Linked DNA regions of Homo sapiens: regions 1 and 2 are each linked to region 3. The links are chromatin contacts, found by Hi-C or POLR2A ChIA-PET in ENCODE. All regions are on one chromosome and are shown on one strand. Each heading gives the region's core, a stretch centred on a gene start or an enhancer-like site at or near the end of the contact. The rest is flanking DNA. Distances are from core to core; before and after follow the strand shown.

Region 1 (4,231 bases), core at 1,149-3,648, 59 kb after region 3:
GTGGTTCCAGGGTTATTGTTGTTGATTTTCACTTTTCCTTTACTATTTTTAGAGAAAGAGAGAGAGAGCGAAGAGAAGCCGAGCTCCGCGCCCAGCAGGTAATGAGTGCAGTGACAACTTAGCCTCTTGTGTTTCTACTTCCTTCCCACTTCTAATGCTTGGACTCTAGGATTCAAAACTGAATTAAAGTAGAAAGATAACAGGAAGAACAATTTAAGAGGATGTGTTTATGATCCAATTTCTGACCTATTACAATTGGGTAAAGCGTAGTGAATGGCTGAGGTTTTAGTGTGCATCACAAGAGTATAATTTCTCTAAATCGGTATAACCAGCGTGTTAGTTTGCTAGGCCCACCACAGCCAAATACCACAGACTGGTGGATTGAACAGTGGAAACTGATTTTCTCCCAGCTCTGGAGGCCGGAACTGCAAGATCAAGTTATCCTTAAGTTTGATGTCTTCTGAGGCCCCTCCCCTTGGCTTGCAGGTGGCCGTCTGTCCAGTGTGTCCTCACGCAGCCTTTTTTCTCTGTGTGACCTAGTCTCCTGTTCCCAAAAGGACACCAGTCATCTTGGATTGGGGCCCACCCTAGTGAACTCATTTTAACTTAGTCTCCCCTTTAAAAGCTGTATCTCCAAATGCAGTCACATTCTGCAGTATTGGGGTTAGGACTTCAACCTATAGACTTTATGGGGACACAGTCCAACTCATAATGACCATATTTCATCCTGGTTGCAAAGCGGGAGCTATGCTTGGACTTTTGTACTGAAGCCTTCTGAAATCTCCCTTCTGCTTCTGTCCAGGAAGAAGAAACGAGGAAGCAGCAAGAACTCGAAGCCTTGCAGAAGAGCCAGAAGGAAGCTGAACTGACCCGTGAACTGGAGAAACAGAAGGAAAATAAGCAGGTGGAAGAGATCCTCCGTCTGGAGAAAGAAATCGAGGACCTGCAGCGCATGAAGGAGCAGCAGGAGCTGTCGCTGACCGAGGCTTCCCTGCAGAAGCTGCAGGAGCGGCGGGACCAGGAGCTCCGCAGGCTGGAGGAGGAAGCGTGCAGGGCGGCCCAGGAGTTCCTCGAGTCCCTCAATTTCGACGAGATCGACGAGTGTGTCCGGAATATCGAGCGGTCCCTGTCGGTGGGAAGCGAATTTTCCAGCGAGCTGGCTGAGAGCGCATGCGAGGAGAAGCCCAACTTCAACTTCAGCCAGCCCTACCCAGAGGAGGAGGTCGATGAGGGCTTCGAAGCCGACGACGACGCCTTCAAGGACTCCCCCAACCCCAGCGAGCACGGCCACTCAGACCAGCGAACAAGTGGCATCCGGACCAGCGATGACTCTTCAGAGGAGGACCCATACATGAACGACACGGTGGTGCCCACCAGCCCCAGTGCGGACAGCACGGTGCTGCTCGCCCCATCAGTGCAGGACTCCGGGAGCCTACACAACTCCTCCAGCGGCGAGTCCACCTACTGCATGCCCCAGAACGCTGGGGACTTGCCCTCCCCAGACGGCGACTACGACTACGACCAGGATGACTATGAGGACGGTGCCATCACTTCCGGCAGCAGCGTGACCTTCTCCAACTCCTACGGCAGCCAGTGGTCCCCCGACTACCGCTGCTCTGTGGGGACCTACAACAGCTCGGGTGCCTACCGGTTCAGCTCTGAGGGGGCGCAGTCCTCGGTAAGTACCTGCCTGGCGTGTCCCAGTGAAATGGGTGGCCGGTCACACCCACCCCTGTTGCATCCTCAAGTTGAATGAAGATACCCGTAGGATATCTGTGCAAAGATTGCAGAGTCGTGGTCTTAGAGATCATCTTAAACCTTTTGCTTATTCCATAAGCCAATTGCATTCATAAGTAGAACTTTGATGTGCCTGTTTCAGTTTTAGCACAAAGCCTAGAGCTGAGCTGTGCCCAAGACTTCAGAAAACTGGCTATTTATTTATTTATTGTTGTTGTTGTTGTTTTTGAGGTGGAGTCTTCTCTGTCATCCAGGCTGGAGTGCATTGGCAGGATTTTGCCTCACTGCAGTCCCCACCTCTCGGGTCCAAGCTATCCTGCTGCCTCAGCTTCCTGAATAGCTGGGATTACAGATGCCCGCCAGCACACCGGTCTAATTTTTGTATTTTTAGTAGAGATGGGGTTTTACCATGTTGGCCAGGCTGGTCTTGAACTCCTGACCTCAGGTGATCCACCTGCCTCGGACCCCCAAAGTGCTGGGATTACAGGCGTGAGCCACCATGCCCGGCTTAAAACTGGCTTTTTAAATGGAACTTTTGTTTATTTTATTTTATTTCTTCCTTCCCTTTTTTTACAATTTGAATGGAACTTTTAGCTTTGCCGTGCTGCGTTAGGAAATGAAGACACATCCTGAACTGGAACAAGACTTGCCAGGGGTGAACTGGCAAACTTTCCTTGTACTAACTTCACAATCCAAACCACACGATGTTATTTCTTATAGTGGCTGTAAAGGAAGAAGCTGCAGGGCTTAAATGTACTCTTTTCCAGTTTCTGGATTTATCTGTAGTTTACTTTTATTTTGTCGCTTTGGTCGTGCATTGAATGTTCTCTTGACTTTCAAAGATTTGAAAATATATTTAATATAGTAATTCAGAGGGGGTGAACTCTTGCATGGTTTGATTAAAATTATAGCCTTAAAAAGCATTGTTAGTTTTAGGGCAGATAGCCTTTGGATTCAAGTATATCTTGTCTTTCATGTATCAATTCAACTGACCATTTGACCTTAAAAGTTGGTATTTTTAATTCCGAATTATTTGTGTGCTACCGTAAATCAGGCGTATTGCTTGTCAGTTGTTTTTTTTCTTTTTCCTTTTCCCTTTTTTTTTTTTTTTTTTTTTGAGACTGAGGCTTGCTCTGTTGCCCAGGCTGGAGTGCAGTGGCACGATCTCTGCTCAGTGCAGTCACTGCCTCCTGGGTTCGAGTGATTCTGCTGCCTCAGCCTCTTGAGTAGCTGTATTTTTGTATTTTTTCAATGATGATACATGCTGGGTATCTTCGTGGCTTGCTTTGTGGCCTTTTCCCTCACCGTTGGCTTCTCTCTCTCGGTCCAGTTTGAAGATAGTGAAGAGGACTTTGATTCCAGGTTTGATACAGATGATGAGCTTTCATACCGGCGTGACTCTGTGTACAGCTGTGTCACTCTGCCGTATTTCCACAGCTTTCTGTACATGAAAGGTATGACTGCAGCCGCCATGGAGTCTGGGTTAGGGGGAGAGCGAGGCGTTATTTTATCCGGGCTGATGGATGGCGGTGGGAAATAACGGAGGTGTTATTGTATCTGGGCTGATGGATGGGGACTGGGAAAGTCGTTCTACCTACCCTTACCTCAGTGTTGGGCCACTTAGATGAATGAAGGGACACCTTGTCATGTTGGTGTGACATGGGTGCTGTGGTCCTACCAGCATGAACACAGTCGTGACTCCCCTGGTTTGGTGCAGAGTGGCAGGACGAAGCATTTGCAACCACTGCCTCCAGTATCAGTCCTTCTCCCCTGTCTCTCCCTGTCTCGTTTTCCTTTCTTAGCTCTTTCTTCATCCTTCTATTTTCTCTCCCTCTCTCTCCCACTTTCTCTTTCACTGTCTCCCTCTCTGTCTCAGTCTCATTGCTCTCTCTCATATATACAGACATACAAACCAATGTGTGTGTTGCTGCTGCTGCTGGAATTGGTCGAGACCCATTCTCATGATAAACTGCATGTTCTCGGCCGGGCGTGGTGGCTCACGCCTGTAATCCCAGCACTTTGGGAGGCCGAGGCGGGTGGATCATGAGGTCAGGAGATCGAGACCATCCTGGCTAACACAGTGAAACGCCGTCTCTACTAAAAATACAAAAAATTAGCCGGGAGCGGTGGCGGGCTCCTGTAGTGCCAGCTACCTGAGAGGCTGAGGCAGGAGAATGGCGTGAACCCAGGAGGCGGAGCTTGCAGTGAGCCGAGATCGCGCCACTGCACCCCAGCCTGGGCGACAGAGCCAGACGCTGTCTCAAAAAAAAAAAAAAAAAACTGCATGTTCTCTCCTGCCAGGGATATTAGAGAGCCTAAAAGGATGTGCTAGACATGGGGGAAAGTGAAGATCTCACTGAGGCCCACTGCTGGCTTGAACTGCTCACCATACCTACTTCATGATGAGCATTTGCATTGTATGCTTTGATTGTTACTAACATTTGAGTATACTTTGCTGAACCTTAACACTTAGGGGCCTTGAGGCACACTCCTT
Region 2 (4,180 bases), core at 929-3,428, 33 kb after region 3:
GCTGCTTAAAAGAAAAGAAAAGAAAAATACAGTAAAAAAATACAGTAAAAACGATGCAGCCACATCAGATCGCTGTAAGAGTTCCTAAATGCTTATTCTCACCTTTGGTGGCCATCTTGCCATGGACAGGCAGCCGTCCCAGGCCACACTTGGAGTCACGCTCTTCTGGTTTTCCCACGAGGACGAAGGGCACAGAACTAGACACAGGTCCTAGTGCACAGTAGTCGTGTGACCTTGAGCAAGCCACTCCACTTGGATCAGGGTCTCCAGGTATATAATGGAATAATAGTCTTGTCTTGCCCACTGGCTCTTGGATATTCAATTAGACTCATGGAAAGCCTTGGTACATGGTAATTCATATTTAAATATTAGGTGTCATTATATGCCGTTTAACTTTTAATTCAGGAAGGAGACTATATGTAGCTTTTTTTTTTTTCAGTGTTGAAAATTAAAAAGCTCTAGTTTTGGCGATCCAGGGGTTCCCTTTTTGCAGCAAAAGGCAGTTCTGCTTTCTATCTTCCCAAAGAGCTGGAGGGGTGGGAGCCAAAAGAAAGTCCCCAGGTACCTCATCCCCAAGGAGTTGGTGTGCAAGCTGGTGTGTGGCCTGAAGTTTGGGATCTGCCTACAGGGTTTCCCCAGAGGGCAGCCCGCAGAAGGAGGCAGAGTTGAGAAATCTGTCCAGTGTGCAGGAGAGGAGACAAGCGACCCTGGCCGTGTGCAGTAGTCCATGCACACGCAGGGCCATTGAGAGAGAGGAAGTTGGAGCGGCAGGTGCAGGGCTGTGAAAGGCAGGAAGCCAGGAGGCAGAAACCAGAATGGAAGGAAGAAGCCATGGCGGAGGGCGGCCTATGTTCCTAGAGCTCAAGGAAGCATTCAATCACACGCTCAACACGTGATTTTCAGGCCACTTGTGTGTTTTGGAAACAAGTATGTGACCAGGCACAGAGGCAGCCAAGATTCAAATGAGTGAATGTCCCATGGACATAATTAAAGAGAAAGGGCTTGTACTAAACACTGGAGAGCTGTTAGGCATAGCTTTTCCAGGCATTTCTTTGCTAGTTTTTTTTTTTTTTTTTTTGGGCTGGGGGGAAGGATCGGAGTGTATGTGCCCCAGTTTTATCTTGTTTAATCCAGCTTTATTACAGCTCTGTCCTCAGCGCTGGCTCTGTTTCAGCATCCCCATAGGCAAGGAAGATGCTGGCTTCAACAGTTTGTTTTAAAAAACAAAAATCAAAGTTAATGTCCTAGGAATCTTTTGGGGGATCCCTGAAAACTAAATATAAATTTGTTAGGGAAAGTAGTTAGTTATATGTTGTTTGAGAATCATTGTCTTGATCTTGAAAGATTATTTGACACTTTATTTGATGTTAATGGAAATTCTTCGTGTTTGATTTATTTGTTCAGAGTCATTAGCCTCGTGAGAACCCTTCATGGGGCCTTTATTTCACAGTATTTGCATGAGCATTGTTTTTTATCTTTGAAAAATGGGTAATGTTATGAAAAGGAATATGTGTTAGTCTCTAAACATGCAAGCCTTATATCAAAATAGTCTGACAGTGTATTTATACAAAACATGCTGCAGGTATCAAACAAAATTGTAATCAAATTAGAATTTTAAGCCTTGTTGTTTTACTCTCCAAGTCCTTATAAACCAGAAGCCCTAACTTTTTAGAATAACACTGTTCAATAGGAATAGAATGTGAGCACCATGTCTAATTTAGGTTTTCTAGTAGCCACATTTAGAAGTGTAAAAAAAAATTGTTTTTTTTGTGAAAGCAGTTTTAACAACATATTTTTTTTACTATATCCAAAATGTTATCCTTTCAACATGTAATAAATTTCAAAATGATTAATGAGATACTTTATTTTTTCATACTAAGTTTTTGAAATCTGGTGTGTAATTATCTCTAGAGCACAACTCAATTTGCACCAGTTGAGCACCCTGTTTGTCTAGCTTTTATTCTCTAACTCAAGAGATTAGTAAACTTCTGTAACTGGCAAGATAGTAAGTATTTTAGGCTTTGCTATTGTATTGTGGAAGTGGTCACAGACAATGTGTGGCTGTGTTCCAATAAAACTTTATTTACAAGAACAGGTGGCAGGCCGGATATGGCTGGCAGGCTGTGGTTTACAAGCCCTCACTCTAACTAAATGTATCATCTCGTGGGTTTTAATGCTCAGAAGTTGATTTCTATTTTGGGCTGCTACCAAGATAGCTATTGTGATAAATTTCATTCAGAAATATTCAGGAAATATGTACCAGGAAGTATACTCCATTGTTAAATAATGAATACGTTGGAACTACAGGAACTCCCCCTTTCCTGAATTTGCACCTTTCAGGAAGAGCCGCATAGCTAGTGGTGCTTAGTGCTGGCTTGGCTGTCACGATGCCTGGATTTGAAGCTCAGCTGTGTTAATTAAGCATGAGCCTTGTGACCCTAGACAGTTAATTAACCACCCTGCACTTCAGGTTATGCATCTGTAGAATGGGGATGACAATAATATCTACCTCATAGAGTTGCTAAAATTAAATGAAAGCTGACACAGTAAGCCCTTGGTACATGATAGCTTTTGTTATTCCTCTGCCACTAATGTTGCTGCTGGAAGTACTACTTGTACTGTTACTACTAGTGGTGTTAGTACTGCTGTTACCACCATCACCACCACCACCATAGAGATCCATACATACAAACCAACCTATGTGCCAGAATGGAACCATGCTGACTTGATGATCGTCCACAGATGACCATAGTGGCCACTAATATGGTATCACTTTGGACGTAAACTTGTCAGTCAGCAGATGTGCTACTGCACTCTAGGGGAGATCTGGCATGATCTGCAAGGATTTAATGTTAAAAGACTTGAGTGGGCTGGGCACGGTGGCTTACACCTGTAATCCCAGCACTTTGGGAGGCTGAGGCGGGTGGATCACCTTGAGGTCAGAAGTTTGAGACCAGCCTGGCCAACATGGTCATCTGTCTCTACTGAAAATACAAAAATTAGCCTGGCGTGGCAGCGTGCGCCTATAATCCTAGCTACTTGGGAGGCTGAGGCAGGAGATTCGCTTGAACCCAGGAAGTGGAGGCTGCAGTGAGCCAAGATCACGCCACTGCACTCCAGCATGGGTGACAGAGCTAGACTCCGCCTCACAAAAAAAAAAAAAAAAGGGGGTACCTGTTGCTTCTCTGGCCTGGTAATTGCTGTATGATATGACTCAGGTCACACAACATTCTTTGACCCTATTTAATGAAAATGCTAATTAATGGCTGCCCTACCCACCTCACAGGGTGATAGAGCAAATTGTAGGTAAAGTACTTTGGAAATTGTAGAGTGTTGTGGAAATATTAGCTGAGAGCATTTCCCACACGATTGCTTTTTTAAAAATGTATATCACACACTTAATTTTATCATCATGGACTGATTTAATTCATAGAGTAGTTGTAAAGATTAAGTGGGCACATGTAAAGTGCTCAGTTCAATGGTAGAAACATAGCTCCTGTTCAAGGGCTGGGTAGTTGCTATTTTTATTACTCGATTTTCAATTTAAGATGTAGTATTTTGGCTGGGCACAGTGGCTCGCCCCTATAATCCCAGCATTTTGGGAGGGCGAGGCAGGCAGATCACAAGGTCAGGAGTTCGAAACCAGCCTGGCCAACATGGTGAAACCCCGTCTCTACTAGAAATACAAAAATTAGCAAAATTAGCTAGGCATGGTGATGCATGTCTGTAATCCTAGCTACTCAGGAGACTAAGGCAGGAGAATCGCTTGAACCCGGGAGGCTGAGGTTGCAGTGAGCTGAGATCATGCCGCTGCACTCCAGCCTGGATGACAGAGGAAGACTCTGTCTCAAAAAAAAAAAAAAAAAAAAAAAAAAGAAGAAGAAGGTGAGAGAACTGTATATCCTGACAGGTTAACTGTCTCTAAGATTCTGTTAGGTAAGAGAAGCAAAATGTGGAACACTTTTATTTGCATTTTTAAAAAAGCAGTGCGTGTATTTATCTGCACACACGTGAGCGTGCATATACACACACATGCATACTGTGTTTATACATGCATTGACTGTGCCTGAAGGAGACACAGGAAACTAGTACGAATGGTCTTCCTCAGGAGAGCTGTGGGGTTTTTATGGCAGATGCTTTTTTGTATATGTATGTATGTGTATGTATTATATATGCATAT
Region 3 (4,424 bases), core at 1,258-3,757:
AAGCACTATGCTGGAGAGGTAACTTTTTATTAAGATACCTATTGATATTTGCCTGTTTGGTATTCAGAGAAAACAGTGGTTTCAGAAGCCAATCATGAATTTATTGGGCTGGGCATGGTGGCTCACATGAGCCTACAGTCCCAGTACTTTGGGAGGCTGAGGCAGGAGGATCACTTGAGGACAGGAGTTTGAGACCAGCCTGGGCAACATAGATATAAAAAACATCTTACAAGATATTTTTTAAAAAGTTAGCCTGGCATGGTGACACATCTGTTGTCCTAGCTGTTCTGGAGGCCGAGGTGGGAGGATTGCTTGGGCATAGGAATTTGAGGCTGCATGAGCTATGATCACGTCACTGCACTTCAGCCTGGGAAATAGAGCAAGACCCTGTCTCTTAAAAAATAAATAAATAAATTTCTTGGAATGATTTCTTTTTGTGGCTCTTTCAGGGAAGTTGCTTATGACCTGAAACTATTCTTTCAATCAGTTTTCTCCTCTCTTATTTATTAAAACTAGGTGCAATATGATGTCCGAGGTATCTTGGAGAAGAACAGAGATACATTTCGAGATGACCTTCTCAATTTGCTAAGAGAAAGCCGGTATGTCAGTCTTCTCACCGAGAAGTACTTAGCAAGCAAATGAATATTTGTGCAAATGCTTTTAATTCACAAATATAGAACAAATTGCTGTTATGTAAGAAACTTAGTATTGTTTTTCCCAGGTAATACTTCATCAATGAAGTAACTCAAAAGTATAACAATAATACAAGCAAGGTCGGGCATGGTGGCTCACGCCTGTAATCCCAGCACTTTGGGATGCCAAGGTGGGCAAATCACGTGAGGTCAGGAGTTTGAGACCAGCCTGGCCAACATAGTGAAACCCCATCTCTACTGAAAATACAAAAATTAGCCAAGCATGGTGGCAGGCACCTGTAATCCCAGCTACTTGGGAGGCTGAAACAGGAGAATCGCTTTAACCTGGGAGGTGGAGGTTGCAGTGACCCAAGATTGCGCCATTGCAGTCCAGCCTGGGTGACAAGAGTGAAACTCTGTCTCAAAATAAATAAATAAATAAATAAATTAATAATAATAATAATAATATAAGCAATGACTGCCATTTAGTGAGGTACTGAAATAAACCAACCACAGAGGTATAAGTAACATACTGTTATTAATCCTCTTATGCAGATGAGGAAACCGAGCCTTGAAGCAGTTAAAGCTGTTAAGTGACTTCCCCAAGACCTCTCAACTGGTAACCAGTGAGCCATCGAGTCCAGTTTTGATCTGGTCTGGTTGGCTTGAGAACCTTAATATCTTAAGCAGTGTGGTCTGCTGTCTTCACAGGGAGCTTAGAGCTGCGTGGTTAAGCTGATTTCAGCCTTGGTTTTATAGGACTCCTGTGTCTCTAGTTAGTAAAATAAATGCCTTAATTCAGCTATAATTATAAATTTATTACATATTCATTTATTCGTTCATGAATTATAAATTTACACCATTAAATCAATAAAGAAAACACACAGAAACTTGCAGTGATAAGTTATTTGTATGTATTAGACCAGGAAGTGTCCTTTTTGGTTTTTTTTTGGTTTGTTTTTTTTTTTTGGAGACAGGGTCTCGTTCTGTCACCCAGACTGGAGTGCAGTGGCGCAATCTCGGCTCACTGCAACCTCCACCTCCCAGGTTCACGCCATTCTCCTGCCTCAGCCTCCCGAGTAGCTGGGACTACAGGTGCCCGCCACCACGCCTGGCTATTTTTTTTTTTTTTTTTGTATCTTTAGTAGAGACAGGGTTTCGCCATGTCAGCCAGGATGGTCTCCATCTCCTGACCTCATGATCCGCCCACCTCGGCCTCCCAAAGTGCTGGGATTACAGGCATGAGCCACCATGCCCGGCGGAAGTGTACTATTTTTAGGAGGCTTTGTAAGAGAGAAAGAGTTTAGGGAAAAAACCCTTTCCTGAAAGCTTTCAGCACCTGTGTTGGATCTGGTGGGAATCTGTAACAAAAACACATGTTTATATCTAAGGAAGGAAAGTAGCAAAAAAGTTTAAAAGCTGTAATACTTTTAGAAATGTAAATACTAGATGGCCACCTGTCACTTAGATAGGAATGAATTGGGACAAAGGGAGCCCATATAAGGTAGTATCAGCCTAGAAACTCAGAATTTGAAACATTTGATCTTCAAACTTATTTTAACTCTTCTATGTGAGGGTTCACTATATACAACATTGTTAGCTATTTTATTTTTAGGTGAGTTTTCAGACCTGTAAAAATGATGGGTGTTTAAAAAACACCATAGCATGCTGTCAAAGCAATTTCTTAGTTTAATGCGATACGTTTAAATAAAAGCCCTGTATTGATGTTAAGTAGAGGCAGTTTGTCGTAGTGAAAAGATTGCAGGCCTGGAGACCAGCGAGGTGGAGTTTCGCCAGCTGCCTCTGTGCCAGCGTGAAGCAGTTTTGTGAGTGGTGTAAAGAACTTCCTGTCTCAACCCCAGGTTTCCCCTTGCAAACCGAGGAGCTGGGGCTGTTCACTTGCTTCACTCTCTTTCACCTTTGACATCTGTGACATTTTAATGGAACCAAAGCTTCTCTCCAAAGAGCTCAAAGCACAGTTAGAGAACTTAAGAGAGTGAGCATTAAAGAGCACCCGAGAACAAAAATGAAAAAGGTTGGGGCAAAGCAAGAAGCGACCAGGGAAAGCTCTAATATTGCCGCTTGTGGGGAGGCAGATGCTCAGAAGTCTTCCCTGACTGTCCTGGTGACAGTGAAGCCACCAACCCCACCAGCTCCATAGCCCATGATACCTTCCATGCAAGGAAGATTTAAAAATCATTGAAGGCTGGGCGGGCGCGGTGGCTCACGCCTATAATCCTAACACTTTGGGAGGCCGAGGCGGGTGGATCACCTGAAGTCAGGAGTTCAAGACCAGCCTGGCCAACATGGTGAAACCCTGTCTCTACTACAAAATATAAAAATTAGCCAGGCGTGATGGCAGGCGCCTATAATCCCAGCTACTCAGAAGGCTGAAGCAGGAGAATCGCTTGAACCCGGGAGGCAGAGGTTGCAGTGAGCCGAGATCGCACCACTGCACTCCAGCCTGGGTGAAAGAGCGAAACTCTGTCTAAAAAAAAAAAATTATTGGGAAGCTTTTCACTTTTACCTTGTTAATAGTAGCAATGGATTTTACAGAACTTTTTAAATAATAACTAATATCAATATATATGATATGCCAGGTAGCATGCTTTCTGCCTTTTACATGCATGTTCTCCTTTCATTCTCACCTGGCATTAGGGGATAAATTAAAAAATTATCTCCATTTTCCAGATGAAAAAACTGAGGCTTAGAGAGAGATGAAACATCTTGCCCAAGCAACACAGCTGGGAAGTGGGGAGACAGGATTTGAACCATCGCCTGCCTCACCCTGTAATTAGTGTTCCCCAGGAGCACCTTTCCATCCGTTAACTGCTTCAATCTTTGCAACACTGCAAGATGGCAAAACTAATAACTCACTTTTGCAAGTGAGGAGACCGAGGCTACAGAGGCTTAGATGGCATTCCAGAAAGCACAGAGCTCCTAAGTGGGATTCCACCCTTTGTCACTGTCATGCCAGTCCCCTTCTCTGCAAGACTCTGGTCTCTGACACTGCCACGTGTTTTCAGTGCCTAAAGCTCTTTGGCAGTGTTTGGTTTGAAATCTTTGGAAGCTGTCTTAGTTCTTCCAGGCCTAGGGTGTATTACTTTGAATTATCATTGAGAAAGGGCACCATTAATTACAATAATCTTGCACCTAATAATGGGTGTGTGTGCCTCACTGACCTCCTGCTCTTGCCTCACACAGATTTGACTTTATCTACGATCTTTTTGAACATGTTTCAAGCCGCAACAACCAGGATACCTTGAAATGTGGAAGCAAACATCGGCGGCCTACAGTCAGCTCACAGTTCAAGGTTCGTTTTCACTGCTGGCTTAGAGGAATCCGTCGTTACTGTATTTTTAAGAACTGAAAAGAGGATTTGGGTGTATGTGAAGTCTATGAGAATATTTGTTTATTTTTGTTTCCTTTTATATCATGCTTTTAAACCAGATAGTGCTTTAGAAATAAAATAGAGTTTTGGCTCACGCCTGTATTCTCAGCACTTTGGGAGGCCGAGGTGGGCAGATCACCTGAGCTCAGGGGTTCAAAACCAGCCGGGGCAACATGGTGAAATCCTGTCTCTACAAAAAATACAGAAATTATCTGGGTGCGGTGGCGCATGCCTGTAGTCCCAGCTACTCAGGAGGCTGAGGTGGGAGGATTGCCTGAGCCTGGGAGATCAAGATTGCAGAGAGCTGTGATTGCACCACTGCACTCCAGCCTGGGTGACAGCGTAAGACCTAGACTCTGTCTAAAAAAAGAGAGAAAAGAAATAAAATAGACTTTTTCTCT

Evidence for each region. A loop is a pair of places that touch in the nucleus more often than their neighbours do. ChIA-PET counts read pairs that join two places held with the same protein, here RNA polymerase II (POLR2A). Pooled maps may share reads with other maps.
Region 1: a loop to region 3 is called in a map of Caco-2, with 2.0 times the contacts of the local background. The contact joins two enhancer-like sites. A Hi-C loop is called at or near these places in 4 of 168 maps with a recorded cell type or tissue (Caco-2, colonic mucosa, endometrial microvascular endothelial cells and 1 more) and 5 of 50 pooled maps. POLR2A ChIA-PET finds 5 or more read pairs at or near these places in 5 of 52 experiments (AG04449, AG04450, H1 and 1 more).
Region 2: a map of HepG2 shows a loop between it and region 3 (2.3-fold over the local background). The contact joins two enhancer-like sites. A Hi-C loop is called at or near these places in 2 of 168 maps with a recorded cell type or tissue (Caco-2 and HepG2) and 3 of 50 pooled maps. POLR2A ChIA-PET finds 5 or more read pairs at or near these places in 10 of 52 experiments (A673, AG04450, BJ and 7 more).

Annotation. Positions count from the first base shown.
Region 1 is chr5:16,698,410-16,702,640 of GRCh38, reverse strand. It overlaps MYO10 (myosin X), which reads left to right. Exons shown (of 41, transcript NM_012334.3): 24 at 53-98; 25 at 803-1,678; 26 at 3,068-3,191. Among named protein-coding and RNA genes, the nearest start is that of RETREG1, 84 kb to the right of the region's middle. Within about 2 kb of position 2,398, at least 2 of the 41 ENCODE cell types and tissues checked have a DNase peak (open chromatin) inside an H3K27ac peak, as active enhancers do.
Region 2 is chr5:16,724,774-16,728,953 of GRCh38, reverse strand. All of the region lies in intron 19 of MYO10 (myosin X), which reads left to right. Among named protein-coding and RNA genes, the nearest start is that of RETREG1, 110 kb to the right of the region's middle. Within about 2 kb of position 2,178, at least 3 of the 41 ENCODE cell types and tissues checked have a DNase peak (open chromatin) inside an H3K27ac peak, as active enhancers do; they include A673, where a contact is called at or near this core.
Region 3 is chr5:16,757,639-16,762,062 of GRCh38, reverse strand. It overlaps MYO10 (myosin X), which reads left to right. Exons shown (of 41, transcript NM_012334.3): 16 at 1-18; 17 at 517-599; 18 at 3,837-3,945. Among named protein-coding and RNA genes, the nearest start is that of RETREG1, 140 kb to the right of the region's middle. Within about 2 kb of position 2,507, at least 2 of the 41 ENCODE cell types and tissues checked have a DNase peak (open chromatin) inside an H3K27ac peak, as active enhancers do; they include A673, where a contact is called at or near this core.